2 separate regions of the Homo sapiens genome follow, and region 1 is linked to region 2. A link is a contact called in ENCODE Hi-C or POLR2A ChIA-PET data. All regions are on one chromosome and are shown on one strand. Each heading gives the region's core, a stretch centred on a gene start or an enhancer-like site at or near the end of the contact. The rest is flanking DNA. Distances are from core to core; before and after follow the strand shown. Region 1 overlaps TARID (TCF21 antisense RNA inducing promoter demethylation). Region 2 overlaps TARID (TCF21 antisense RNA inducing promoter demethylation).

The links. A loop is a pair of places that touch in the nucleus more often than their neighbours do. ChIA-PET counts read pairs that join two places held with the same protein, here RNA polymerase II (POLR2A). Pooled maps may share reads with other maps.
Region 1: a loop to region 2 is called in a map of MCF 10A, with 5 times the contacts of the local background. The contact joins two enhancer-like sites. A Hi-C loop is called at or near these places in 8 of 168 maps with a recorded cell type or tissue (K562, MCF 10A, ascending aorta and 5 more), 2 of 37 single-sample maps with no recorded cell type and 4 of 50 pooled maps. POLR2A ChIA-PET finds 5 or more read pairs at or near these places in 3 of 52 experiments (MCF 10A, PC-3 and PC-9).

What each region holds. Positions count from the first base shown.
Region 1 is chr6:133,738,167-133,745,111 of GRCh38, reverse strand. The region is part of intron 4 of TARID (TCF21 antisense RNA inducing promoter demethylation); the gene reads left to right. Among named protein-coding and RNA genes, the nearest start is that of LINC01312, 80 kb to the left of the region's middle. Within about 2 kb of position 3,436, at least 3 of the 41 ENCODE cell types and tissues checked have a DNase peak (open chromatin) inside an H3K27ac peak, as active enhancers do.
Region 2 is chr6:133,698,111-133,705,316 of GRCh38, reverse strand. All of the region lies in intron 4 of TARID (TCF21 antisense RNA inducing promoter demethylation), which reads left to right. Among named protein-coding and RNA genes, the nearest start is that of LINC01312, 120 kb to the left of the region's middle. RefSeq lists a cis regulatory region at 3,546-3,563 and an enhancer at 3,483-3,627. Within about 2 kb of position 3,561, at least 2 of the 41 ENCODE cell types and tissues checked have a DNase peak (open chromatin) inside an H3K27ac peak, as active enhancers do.

The sequences.
Region 1 (6,945 bases), core at 2,187-4,686, 40 kb before region 2:
ATTTTAAAAATCTGGGTCAAAATGTATGAATACATTGAAGTATTGATTTTTCCAATGTCCTCTTCAAATTGAATATATATTTATTTTCACACCTTTGCCAATGTGTTGGGGGAAACCATTTGCTTTTACTTGATTTCCAGTGGGATTTTATACTTAAAAGTGTGTTTTGGCCATTTTACTTCTTTTTTATTCTTCTTTTGTGAATTAACAGTCCTTACCCTTTATATATATAAAATATAAGGCCAGACACAGAGGCTCAGGTCTGTCATCCCAGCACATTGGGAGAATGAGGATTGCTTGAGCCCGGGAGTTGCAGACTAGCCTGGGCTAGATGGTAAGATCTCAGTCTCTGAAAATAATTTAAAAATTTATTTTAAATTTAGTCCTAGCTACTGGGGAACTGAAGCAAGAGGATCCCTTGAGGCCAGAAGTTTGAGGCTATAGTGAGCTATGATCATGCCACTGCACTGCAACCTGTGGAACAAAGTGAGGCCCCATCTCTTAAAAAATAAATAAAATAAAATAACAGATGCTCATCTGTCTCTTATTGATTTGGAAAACTTTAAAAATATTAAACAGACTACTTTGTGAGGCTGAGGCGGGCAGATCACGAGCTCAGGAGATTAAGACCATCCTGGCTAACACAGTGAAACCCCGTTTCTACTAAAAAATACAAAGAAATTAGCCGGGCATGGTGGCAGGAGCCTGTAGTCCCAGCTACTCTGGAGACCGAAGCAGGAGAATGGCGTGAACCCAGGAGGCAGAGCTTGCAGTGAGCTGAGATCACGCCATTGCACTCCAGCCTGGGGGAAAGAGCAAGACTCCATCTCAAAAAAAAAAAAAAAAAAAAAAAAAAAAAAAATTAAACAGACTACTTGCCTATCGCTGTATTGAAAATATTACCCTCAATGTTTTTCTTGTTTGCTTACTTTTTTTGTTAACAGATTTAAAAAATAACTTTTATGAAGTCAAATCTGTCAGTCTTTCCTTTCTATCTTTTGCCTTTAGTGCCACATATGAAAAATTATTCTATACACTCCCAGCTCTATACATTGATATTTTTGAAAAATTTTTACCTTTATGATTGTGGTGATTTTTCACTGTGTCAACTTAGCTCCTTGCAAGTACATTTAACAGAATTCCATCCCCTGCATAGTTCCAAGTTTGCCTGAGCCAGAAGAGACATTTTGTGTGAGATTTGGAAGATGAAAGTAAAGGAGGGATATTTGCCTGTATGCTCAAAAGTTTGGCTCAGGGTCAGCAGGCGCTGTTGCAGCTTAGGCATGTTGTCAACCACCTGCTACTCCACCTGGTTGGTCCTGCCAGGTTCTCCTCCATCTTCTTCAACTCTGGGGCCGGGTGGGTGTTTAGAGCTATCAGATGAGACCTGGCATCTCCTGAAGGACCCCTGCACCACTGCATTTGGAGGTCTGGGGTTAAGTTAAATTCAAAAATTAATTACAGGAGAATAAATATCTTTAATATAATGTTTATAATTAGTAACATAGGATATTGTTTCATTTATTCAATTCTTTGACATATCATTTTCTTAATATAGTTCCTTCATATTAAAAAATTAATACAAGTAATTTATATATGTTTTGTTATTTCTAGTGGAATCTTCTACTAACATATATGTACATATATGGGTATGTATGTGTGTGTATACATGTATATACTTCTACTAACATATATATGTACATATATGTGTGTGTGTGTGCGTACTGAGGGACAAAGTTGTCCGTCAGTATCCATGGGGGATTTGTTCCAGAACTCCTGCAGATACCAAAATCTGTGGATACTGAAGTTCTTTATATTTGTTTATAACTTAATGCACATCCTCCTGTACACTTTAAATCATCTCTAGATTACTTATAATACATAATACAGTATAAACTCTATATAAATAGTTATGTTTTTATTTATGTAATTATCTTTTATTGCTGTATTATTTTTTGTGTGGGCATGTGATTTTTTTGGAATATTTTGTGTCCCTAGTTGGTTGAACCCATGGATGCTAAACCCTCAGATGCAGAAGGCTGAAAGTGTATATATTTCAATTACATCCATAGGTATACAAGAGCACTAATGTTTTTTTCTTGGTATATTTAGCTCACAATCAGCCACCTTTCTGAAATTTCTTTGTTCTAGTAGTTTTTTTGGGGGAGCGGTTTGATAGAGAGGTGCAAATAATGATACTTTGTATTTTCTTTTACAATATTTGTCAATCTCTTTATTTTTTACACTTTCGTTACAATTTCAAATATCTAAGCAATTCTAATCTGTTTGACGTCTTTTTTTTTTTTTTTTTTTTTTTTTTGACAAGAGTCTCGCTCTGTGCCCATGCTGGAGCGCAGTGACGCGACGTCGGCTCACTGCAAGCTCCGCCTCCCGGGTTCAAGCGATTCTCCTGCCTCAGCCTCCCGAGTAGCTGGGACTACAGGAACATGCCACCACGCCCGGCTAATTTTTTGTATTTTCAGTAGAGATGGGGTTTCACCGTATTAGCCAGGATGGTCTCAATCTCCTGACCTCGTGATCCGCCAGCCTTGGCCTCTCAAAGTGCTGACATTACAGGTGTGAGCCACCGCACCCAGCCTGTTTGAGATTTTTAGCAGTGTGTTTTTACTTAATTAGCTGGTATGGATAAGATAATAAGCATTGCTTTCTGGTGAAGTAGAATTGGTGCCAAGCAGTGTTTTTCTAGGAGGCTCGACCAATTAGTAGTTGTAATTAAAGCTGAATATAGTTATATAATACTTGAATTTTCTAATCCTTTGCATTTGAAAATATGTGCACAGAAGTGCGCATGTGTATGTGTGTGTGTGTGCGCACACACACACACAGCTGAATCTCCAGAAACCCTAAGTAGGTTTCTCCCCTGCCTCTCACCCTCAGCACAGCTAGGTCACCTTCTTCTTCTGCATCAAAACCTGGTTCCAAGACCCCAAGGACCAGCGGGCCAGGTTCTTCTCTCACCTGAGAGAAAAAGTCAGCATTTGCAAATGATTAAAATATTAAAGTATTATATAATTAGATAATTAACAACATAACAACTATTTACATAGAGTTTACATTGTATTAGGCACAATGAAATCTACACCATGTAACAGGCATCATGAAGCAATGATGGAAAATAAATCGACATAAATGAAATCTCAGCTGAATTTCTCTTGGGTGAAAAAAGAGCCTGGTGCCCTGGTCCTTGGGGTCTTGGAACCAGGTTTTGATGCAGGAGAAGAAGGTGACCTAGCCCCTCTGAGGGTGAGAGGCAGGGGAGAAACTGACTTAGGGTTTCTGGAGATTCGGCTGTGTGTGTGTGTGTGTGTGTGTTCACTCATGCGTAGATGTTGACAGTGGACAGACGGGAGTGAGCCTCCTGTTAATTGCAAAATAATAGATCGTGTTACATGTCTCTCCCTCCCCTTCCCTTTGCTCTCTCCGTGTCACCTTGTAGTCAGCATAGGAACAGCTTGGGTGGTAATTAGGCTGTCTCTGCCCACATTAGGAGTTGCTGCAGGGGGAGCCTAGCTATTGTATAACACTTGTTTAGATTTCTCCACTGTGGGATTTCTGGCTGAAGCCTTCTAATGGACAAGCAATGAACTCTCTTGGGAAGATATCTTTTTTCCTGCCACTACCACAGCTGGGGTGTGGTTTTCATTCTGTTCTCCAAAAATGACTGTCACTCAGACAACCTCTATATCCAAAGCCAAAGCTCACTAGCCTAGGCCTTTCTCATAAAAAGGATGGAAATTTTTCACTGAAGCACTTTTTTTTTTTTACACCCAAAGTCATTGACTCCTGTCAGGTTATAGTGTCACCCTCAGCCCCTCTTAGCCTCAGAGGACCTGGGAATGAGCAGGATGTGATTTCTTTGCATTTTCTGGTCCAAATTATTGAATAATAAGTGTATGAGAAAAGACTTTCGCTAGGTGATTAAATTCCCTTACATGCTTTGCCTGTATTCATTGGTTTGGGGAAATAATGGTAGAATTTATTTTAAAAACTTTCAAAAATAGATTGGAAAATTATGCAAGAAAATTCTCCTGTGGTTTTATTTTGTATAAATTGTGAACAGCTGCGTCTGACTCTCAGTGTCATTGTGAACTGGTCACAGATTTTTTTTGGAGTTACTCAAGAATTTGGTGGCAAGAATCAGTCCAAATATTCATATGACATAGAGTTTAGTTCTTCCAACACCCAGTTCAGACAGATGTTTCTTCACCTGTGTTCTTCTCACCTCTAGGTCCTCAGTTTTATAGAAACCCTTAACTTCTTATGCTAAAGGAAAGTAACGGAAAAAGTGACAAAGATGGTGATGCTAATCCAGAGGAATGGGTGACTGGCAAATGTTATGCTTCAGATATTAGGGAGAGTTCAGGGAGAAGCATGTTAGGGACAGGGGCTTTCTTGGGCCACTAAATTGGACAGCGTGGATTGCTGCCCATACGTGGAGCCTGCCTTGTGTGCAGAAGCAACTGAAAGGAAGGCATTTTCCTTAATGATCATAGCACAAAATTCATGTTGAGTTTTGACTTTTGGTGTACTCTAGCAGTTAGTTTGTTATTATTGCTGTTTTCATTGTAATTGCATCCTTGATTAGGCTCTGCTACTTTGGACTGAGCTGGACACAGGGATCATATCTTACAGGAAAAGCACCGTGTGCTGTTGGTATATGATAGGCTTGGCTCTGTGTCCACACCCAAATCTTATCTCGAATTGTAATCACCACTTGTTGAGAAAGGGACCTGGTGGGAGATGACTGGATCATGGGCGAGGTTTCCCCCATGCTGCTCTCATGATATCAAGGGAGTTTTCACAAGATTTGATGGTTTAAAAGTGGCAGTTTCCCCTGTGCGCTCTCTCTCTCCTGCGCTAATGTAAGAGGTGCCTTTCTTCCCTTTTGCCTTCCGCCATGATCGTAAGTTTCCTGAGGCCTTCCTAGTCATGTGGAACTGTGAGTCAATTAAATTTCTTTCCTTTATAAATTACCCAGTGTCAGGTAGTATCTTTATAGCAGTGTGAGAACAGACTAATGTAGTAGACGTGGAGTCAGTGCACACCCCCACCCTCTCACCTGCTCATGCTCACATATCCTCACCTGCTTCCAAAAGCATCAATCCAGAAAGATTTCAGGAAGAACCTGGAAAATGGCCTTCACATGAGAGAGCTGGGAGAGCCCCAACCTAAAAGCACAAAACATCATATCTTTTAAAAAGGTGATTTTGAAATCCTTAAAACCTTGACAGATACCCTTAAGCTGCTTTTCTAATGATGTCTTCACAGGGAAGAAAAGTTCTTTAGAAAAGGCAAAAATCAATATTTTGTTTTGTTTACAGAGCAAGCATATAAGTTAACCATACTTATGAAGTGGAATGAAAGACTCCTGCAAATGTTCATGGGAAAACATCAGGGATACTGTACTTCTTTCTTTCCCTTCTTCCTACTTCTCTTACTTATCATTTGGATATTTCATAACATATAACACCTAAGATCTAAACATTTTAATGCCTACTGATTGAGTCTTAACACTCTTAATCAGACAAATTAAACAAAATAGTCTAATAAAAGTGATTTTTGCTCAAGTATACATTAAGATAACACTTTATTAGGCATAGAAATGAGAGGCCTCTTCTCGGCTGGTTTCCCACAGCAAGGGAAGTGCTCAACACGCAGTGCTGGTCATGTGTTCCTCATTCACTGTATACTACCAAGGTCGATTTCTCAGGTTGGGCAGGTTTAGAGGTGTTAAACTTAGCAACCAATTTTCAATAATAATAGTAGCTACAATCAGTAACTTATGTACCTCTCATTTAGAGCCAGGAGCTGTTCCAAGCATTTTCACATCTATCAATCCATCTAATCCTTGCAACTAACCTATGAGGTAGATGTGACAATTATTATGTCTATTCTATAGAGTGGGAAATTCAGGCACAGAGAGGTTGCATGATTGCTTTGAGATCACACAGCTAGAAATTGGGGAGCTAGACTTTAAACCCAGGCATTCTGGTTCCAGGGTATACATTTTTAACTGCTGTTCTATCCTGCCTCAAAAGTAGAAGGAGCTTTGAATCAGGTCTAAATAACAATAAATTCAGAGCGTTAGTCAAAATACAAATTGCGCTTCATTTCAGAAATCAATTTGTAGCCTTGCATTTTAGTTTTCATGTTCTTTTGATTCATTCGGCAAATATTTACTGATGTTATCATAAGCCAAGAGTCTTCCAAAGGTGCTGGGAATAGAAGTTTTTTCATGGAAACTGCATTCTCAGGTAAAACGTGAGACAAAGCCAGATTAGGTGTGAAACATGTTTAAGATAAAACTGGATTTTCAGAATAATATTTTCACAAGCAGAAAATATTTTTCCCTTAAAAATAGTCACCTAAATAAATTATTTTTACTCTTAAGTGGGTGAAAAGTATTACTAAAATAGAATAATTATTCAAATTTTTAAAATTACAAATAAAAATCATATGTATTTATATGTACACATGATGTTTTGATGTGTGTAACCTTGTTAAATGATTAAATCAAGCTAATTAACATATCCATCACCTCATGGGCTTGCCTTTTTTATTTTTGTAGTGAGAACATGTAAAATCTACCCTGTTAGCAATTTTCAAGTATCTGTTATTACTAACTGTAGTCACAATAGTAATAATTATTATAATATTATCTATTAATTATAAATAAATTAATATTTAGAACTTAGTCATCCTACCGAAACTTTGTACCCTTTGGCCAACATCTCTCAATTTCCCATCTCTCCCACAGCCCTTGGTAGTCACCATTCTGCTCTCTGCTTCTATGATGAGTTTTTAGATTCCATATATAAGTGAGATTATGCAGTCGATATTTGTCTTTCTGTGTCTGGCTTATTTCACTTAGTAAAAATGGAATAATTCTAAATCTTCATGTGAAGCCATTTCGATTCAAGGTAG
Region 2 (7,206 bases), core at 2,312-4,811:
TGGCTAGTTAGACTGTTCTGATTTCACTGCTCTATTGCACCACCGTTACTTCACTCAAGTCATATCCAACTGGCCTCAAGTTTATTCCCCAGAAACTGTAGTCATAAATTTATCTTCCAATTTCCTTTGCTTAATTTGGAAAACATTTAGTGAATTTAAAAGTCAAAGAATAAAAAGCATGGCAAATAGCTTATTTATTACACAAGTACATACTTCTCATGACAAGGAACAAGAGAGGAAGTATCTTTTGGCCATAGCATTTAATTTTCACAATTCACAATCTTCTTTAGCTTGTCAATTCCATTGTTTCCTTCTTTTCTACACTACTTTTTCAACAGAAAAATATTTCCATTTTTACAAAAGGACATCTTTATCCAAGTGTGCATACCCAATGAGCAAGATCTCTTCTGCTTGAGAAGGGCTACTGTGCCATAAATCAGCAAAGATATTTTCAGAAATCCCAAGAGCAAATTGTGACCTTGAATATATCATGTATTTTCCAGGACTTTTGAAAAACTTTAGAGGCAGAAAACTCACTAAACATTAAAATTTGTGTTTGTGTAATATGAATCAGCCAGTTGGTTACTAGAAATTGCAGCTCTAAATGTGGATTTTCCAAATATAGGAATGTTTGATATTTGAAAGAAAAAGTTCAGACTTTAAATTAAATGCATGTAAGTGAATCAGCAAATCTGAGTCTGCCTAAATTTTCTCAAAATGAGATTTGATTTAGCCTCAAGTGTGAGTCAACTAACTGGCTACTTACTAACTGGTGTTATGGCCTTTCCAGTTGCCTTTCTGCCTTGTCCTCTTTCCTGCCTAACTTGAAATTTTCACTATACAAAATTCCTACATGTAACCTAGACCAGGATGCTAGCCTCTCACTAGTACAGAGCAGACCAGGGCATTATTGAGTTGATGCCTTGCTTCTGAGGATAACACACATACTTTAATGCCAGTAAAAGGAGAAAACTGAAGGCTGTATTCTCAAATCTACACACACACACACACACACACACACACACACACACACACTCCTTCCTGAAAAAAGCAAATCTGAGTGTTCTGAATGATGGAATAAGCTTAGGGACATCAGCACAGAGCTATCATCAGCATCAGAGCAGTGAAGATATCTAGAAAACACATCACCTGCTTTACGTTTTTTCTATCATCAGTGCAAGGGTCAGGGAGCCCTAAAATTTTCTTTCTTCCAAGATGGGGAGTTCTAGAATGGTCCATAAAATAAGTATATCTGTGTTTTCTCTCCAACTGAATCATTCACGTGTTACTTTCTGGCATGTCCCACACCTAAGGAACCGCTGCATTGACAAGTGTAAATAATACATCTTAAGACCAGGTATGGTAGGTAGCTCATGCCTATAATCCCAGCACCTTGAGGGGCTGAGGTGGGAAGATCGCTTGAGGCCAGGAATTTGAGACCAGCCCAAGCAACATAGGGAGACCCACATCTCCACAAAAAGTAAAAAATTATCTGGGTGTGGGCTGGGTGTGGTGGCTCACGCCTGTAATCCCAGCACTTTGGGAGGCCGAGGCGGGTAGATCACAAGGTCAGGAGATCGAGACCATTCTGGCTAACACAGTGAAACCCTGTCTCTACTAAAAAAAATACAAAAAATTAGCCCGGTGTGGTGGCGGGCGCCTGTAGTCCCAGCTACTCGGGAGGCTGAGGCAGGAGAATGGCGTGAACCCGGGAGGTGGAGCTTGCAGTGAGCAGAGATGCGCCGCTGCAGTCCAGCCTGGGCGACAGAGCGAGACTCCATCTCAAAAACAAACAAACAAAAAAAATTAGCTGGGTGTGGTGGCACACGCCTGTAGTCCCAGCTACTTGGGAGACTGAGGCAGGAGGATCACTTGAGCCTAGGAGGTCGAGGCTGTAGTGAGTCGTGATTGCCCCACTCCACTCCAGTGTGAGCAACAGAGTGAGACCCTGTCTCTAAAATAAATAAATTTTAAAAAATACATATTAAAACAAAAAGGAGTCATGCATCTCAAAGTGCAAGCCTGGTAGCTGGTAGCAGCTTTCTCAACCTGAGTGGCATTAGCTAGTTCATTCGCTCACATTAGAGAAAATTTCTTCCCTCTCACTAAACAAATCTTCTGAGTAATCACATATACCAAATATTGAGAGAACGTGGATCATTGGGACCTCATACATGGCTGGTAAAGTAGAATAATTGCTTTGGAAAAGCAATTTGGTGCTATCTTGTAAAGCAAAACATGCAAATAACCAGTAAATCCATTCTTAGGTGGACATAGAGTAGCCCAAGTGCACCAGGAGCCAAAGACAAGAATGTTTAGAGCAACTAATATGGTTAGGCTCTGTGTCCCCACCCAAATCTCATCTTGAATTGTAATCCCCATAATCCCCATGAGTTGTGGGCGAAACCTGGTGGGAGGTGATTGGATCCTGGGGGCAGTTGCCCCCATGATGTTCTCATGATAGTGAGTGAGTTCTCATGAGATCTGTTTGTTTGATAAGTGTGGGGCTTTTCCTCCTTCATGCACTTCTCTCTCTCACCTGTTGCCATGTAAGAGGTGCCTCTTCCCCTTCTGCCATGATTGTAAGTTTCCTGGGGCCTCCCCAGCCATGCAGAACTGCGAGTCAATTAAACCTCTTTTCTTTATAAATTACCCTCTCTGGTATGTCTTTATAGCACTGTGAAAACAGAATAATACGGCAACTCTGTTCAGACTTCTAAAAAGTGAGAAAGTACCCAAATGCCAACAGGGATACAAATAAATAAACCTGGTCTAGTCATACAAAGTCCTAGTACACAACAGTGAAAGTGAATGACCACAGAGCAGCATGCATAAAACTTAGAACAAAATGTTAAGTGATGAAAAGGCAAGTCCCGAATACTATAGATAGTATGATACCACTTTTAGAACACTCAGAAACTAAACACTATCTTGTTAAGATATAGGCATATGTGATAGAATCATTTTTGAAAGCAAGGAAATTAAAAACATAAGACTTTGGATCCTGGTCATCCTGGGTTGGGGGAGGCAGAGAGGGAGGGCTAGGAAAGAATACCCAGTGGAGGCTAATTTTTGGCGATGTAGTAATTCTTGGATTGTGGACACTTTATGACTCATAAAGAGGTCACACATATTCTTTTGTATATATCAAATATCATATTAAGGACATAGAGGAGAAAGGAAGATGTTAAGGGTTATCTTCTTTCATTTCTTTCTAGTCCTCAACAAGGAGAAATAAATAACTGAGAGGCTCAGAGAAAGTCCGATTGTTAGAGAAATTGCGGTCATGTCTCTCTTGAACTTTTTGCTGCCTTCAACACAATGCTTTCTTCACAGGAAGTGTCCAGGCAAAACCTCATTATCAACTCCAAACATGAAGCTCATGTCCAACAGGACATGGGAAGCTTTCAGTTGCCATACGCTGCCCCCAGAGAATCCACTCATTTTGTGTGCTTGTCGACTGTCATAGCTCAACTTGAGTGTCCACACGATAAGCTCTTCAAGGCAGAACATTTCCAGCTGTTGTGGTCAGACAGCAGCAGGTTCTTATCTGAGGACAGCAGGGCCATGTGGCACACCACAGCCGGGGCAGTGTCAGGGGAAGCATGTGGTCTCTGTACACAGTAGCAGGGTCCAATAGACAGCAATTAGCACCGGGAGAATGAAGATGAACGGGACATATACATAACCTTCATAAAAATGTCACAGGGAAAAAGACTCACAAACCATATGGATCCATGCTGGGGCTTTCCCAGGCATGGCCTTTTATGAGAGGTCTTTTCTCTGCTGTGTCTTCCTGGCCAGTTCTAAAAAGGGAAGTAAAGTAATAGGCTGCCTAGGTGATGTTGGATCAAATGTAAAGGACATTTAAATCCACATGTTGTAACTTTCTCCACTCTGAGTTTTCTTGATCAGTTGTCTCATCAGCATCATATGTTGATTGTTAATTAGATGGACCACCTCCTCTTGTACTATTTTCTCTTTCAGTTTTAGTGATATTTTTCTGAACCTATGAATATTTCAGAAATTTCCTCATCCATTTTCGAAAGACCAATACTTGGGTGTTCTTAGTTGTTAGCAAAGAAACAGAAATCCTCACTGGCTGACTTAAACAGAAATATAATTATTCAAAAGGATTTTGTCTCACTTACAAGATCATTGAGGTGGCTGCATAATCAGTCCCAGGAAACTGACTGTGCCTGACCCCATTCTAGGTACTCGAGAAATATCTCTGAAGGAAATAAACAAATGCCTCCACCCTCTTGAAACTTATACTCTAGGTTAGGGTCGGGGAGAGTGAGTTATTGGGAGACAGACCATACCAATGGATACCATAAAGAAGTAAGTTAGGTAAGATGATTGTAAGTGATAAATGTTTTAGAAAAAAGGAGAGCAGAGTAAGTGGAATGTGTTAGGGTTCTTCAGAAAAACAGTCAGGTTGACACATAAAATTAACCATTACAGGAGATAAGAAGGGTGGGTGTAGAGGGGCTTACATGTGCAGTTTTTAAATGGTGTGGTCAGGAAGGTATCATGAAAAGGCTGACATTCAAGCAAAGATTTGCAGAAGCATAGGAATGAGAGAACTTGTTGTGCCCATTGCAAAACATACAATATGGCATGTGGACCATTTCAGAAGGCACAAGGAAATGATTTCTGGGATTGGGGAGGGTGGGAGGGAGGTAAGAATGAGGGATGTGCTAAGCCTTATGGGGAATAAAGAGATAAGGGGGTTAACTGGGAGCATGGGGCTTTTTTTGCTAATTGATATAAACAGAGAAAAAGGGCTAAATGAGAGTATTCCTGGATGGATTCAAGGCAGAGAGTGTGGACTAGAGGAAAATAAATTTGGGGTAGCTTTGTCTTAGGCTTAATTTGCAGGTCCTTTCTGGCCCCTGAAAATGGTGGCAAAGGCCCAGGGAGAGAGTGGCCTCAGACTCAGTGCACTTATTGGAAGAGATGTCTGCTTATTTTGGGTTTTTAGGGTCTGTCTTAATATGTTAATAGAGTTAAGATTTTTGGAGAAGCTGGTGGTTATTCCCAGTGTGCAGACCTCTCTTGACACTTGATGACAGGGTAGAAAGTCTAGGTGATTTTGGTGGAGTCATCTGACCAGCTGCATCTAGGTCATGTTCCCATCCCTATTCCCAAAGGAGATTGGTAAATAGAATATCTGACTCATGATGCAAAGTCCTCAAACATTACACAGGGATTTGGATGCTGGACCATTGAAAAAGAAGGAAGATATTTAATGTATTTTTTAGTCTAGCCTTTTTAAAATGTAATGAATTTTGGGTTCTTCATAATACAAAATCCTCTTCTATCATTTTCTTTACAGTTTATTTGTTGAGGAATCTGGGCCATGTGCCCTGTAGTTTCTACCATCTGGACCTGCTGAGTGCATATTCATGGTGCTGTTCAACATGTTTCTCTGTTCTCTGTATTTTCTGCAAACTGGCAGATGAATTTAGTCTTTTTTTTTTTTTTTTTTTTTTTTTTTGAGATAGAGTCTTCCTCTGTTGCCCAGGCTGGAGTGCAGTGGTGTGATCAGGGCTTATGGCGGCCTCAAACTCTCAAACTCCTGGCCTCAAGGGATCCTTCCAGCTTAGCTTCCTGAGTAGCTGGGACTACAGGCACACACTAACATGCCTGGCTAATTTTTAATTTTTTTTTTTTTTGTAGAGATAGGGTCTCATCATGTTGCCCATGCTGGTCTGAACTCTGGGACTCAAGCGTTATGCTTCCACCTCAGCCTCCCAAAGTGCTGGGATTACAGCTGTGAGCCACTGTGGCTGGCTTGAATTCAAAGTTTTGATCTGACTTAAATGAAACCTTTTTTTTTTGCAAGATATACGAAGTGTTATTTCATCAGGAAGCAAATAATGTCTGGTTATCTTTTTTTGGGAGGTATTTTTAGCTACTATTGATGCCATATGCCTGGATCAATTAGTTCTGGGTTACAAAAGGATAGTTTTTTAAATTCCACATATTATTTTTAATTTATTATATTTCAACTTTAAATGCACTTTATTTTTTAGAACAGTTTTAGATTTACAGAAAAAGTGAGCCGATAGTACAGTGTGCCTACATTCCCTTCTCTCCATATAACCAGTTTCCCCTGTTACTATCTTACGATAGTACAGTATGGTTATTATAATTAATGAACCAATATTGATATAAGATTATTAACTATACCTAATGCCCTTTTTATGTGGCAGGATCCCATCTTAGCCTGCTTGGGCCACCATAATACTGTTACCGAAACATTAGGGGTTTGGTCTAGGTCCTGCTGCTTGCTGCACAGAAAGCCAATCACTGAGACAAGTATTGCCAAGGAAGAAGGCTTTAATTGGATGCTGCAGCTGAGGAGATAGGAGGTGAGAGTTCAGTCTCAAATCCATTTCCCTGACTGACTTAAACTAGGGGTTTATATAGCAGGGGAGAACTGTAACAATGTGTAAGAAAACAAGAACTAGGGAGGGGCAAGGAAGCAATCGTGGTGAATGAGGGGTCCCACATCTGATGCGGTGATCTGGTGAGTTTCAGTTCTTTAATACTTTATTTAGAGGCCTGAAGGTCCTGTCCAAAGGAAGGAACGCAGATAGAACAAATATAAGTTTCAAGCCTTAAGACCAGAAGGGTCAATTTCTATGTTTATCAAAAGATCAGCCTATAGGACCAGTGGGTTGGTTTCTTCCAGTTCTGGAAGCTGGGAAGTTCAAGATCAAGGTGTTAGCTGATTCAATTCCTGGTGAGGGCCCTCTTCCTGGATTGCATGCAGCTGCCTTTCTCCCACATCCTCACATGGCAAGGAGAGAGGGCAAGCTCTCTGGTGCCTCTTTTAAGGGCATTAATCACATCATGGGGGCCCCACCTGCGTGATCTCATCTAACTATTATTATCACTCAAAGGCCTGCATATCCAAATACTATCACATTGGGGGTTAGGGATTCAACATATATGAATTTAGGGAGAATACACATATTCCATCCATAACAACCATAATACATTTAGTCATCATTTCTTTTAGGCTTCTCTTGGCTGTCACAGTTTCTGAGACTCCTTGTTTTTGATAACCTTGAGAGTTTTTAGTATTGTAGAATGTTCCTGCATTGGGGTTAGTCTGATATTTTTCTCATGATTAGACTGGGGTTATGAGTTTTGGGGAGGAGATCATTTTTCCCTTCCCCCCTGCCAGAATCTGGA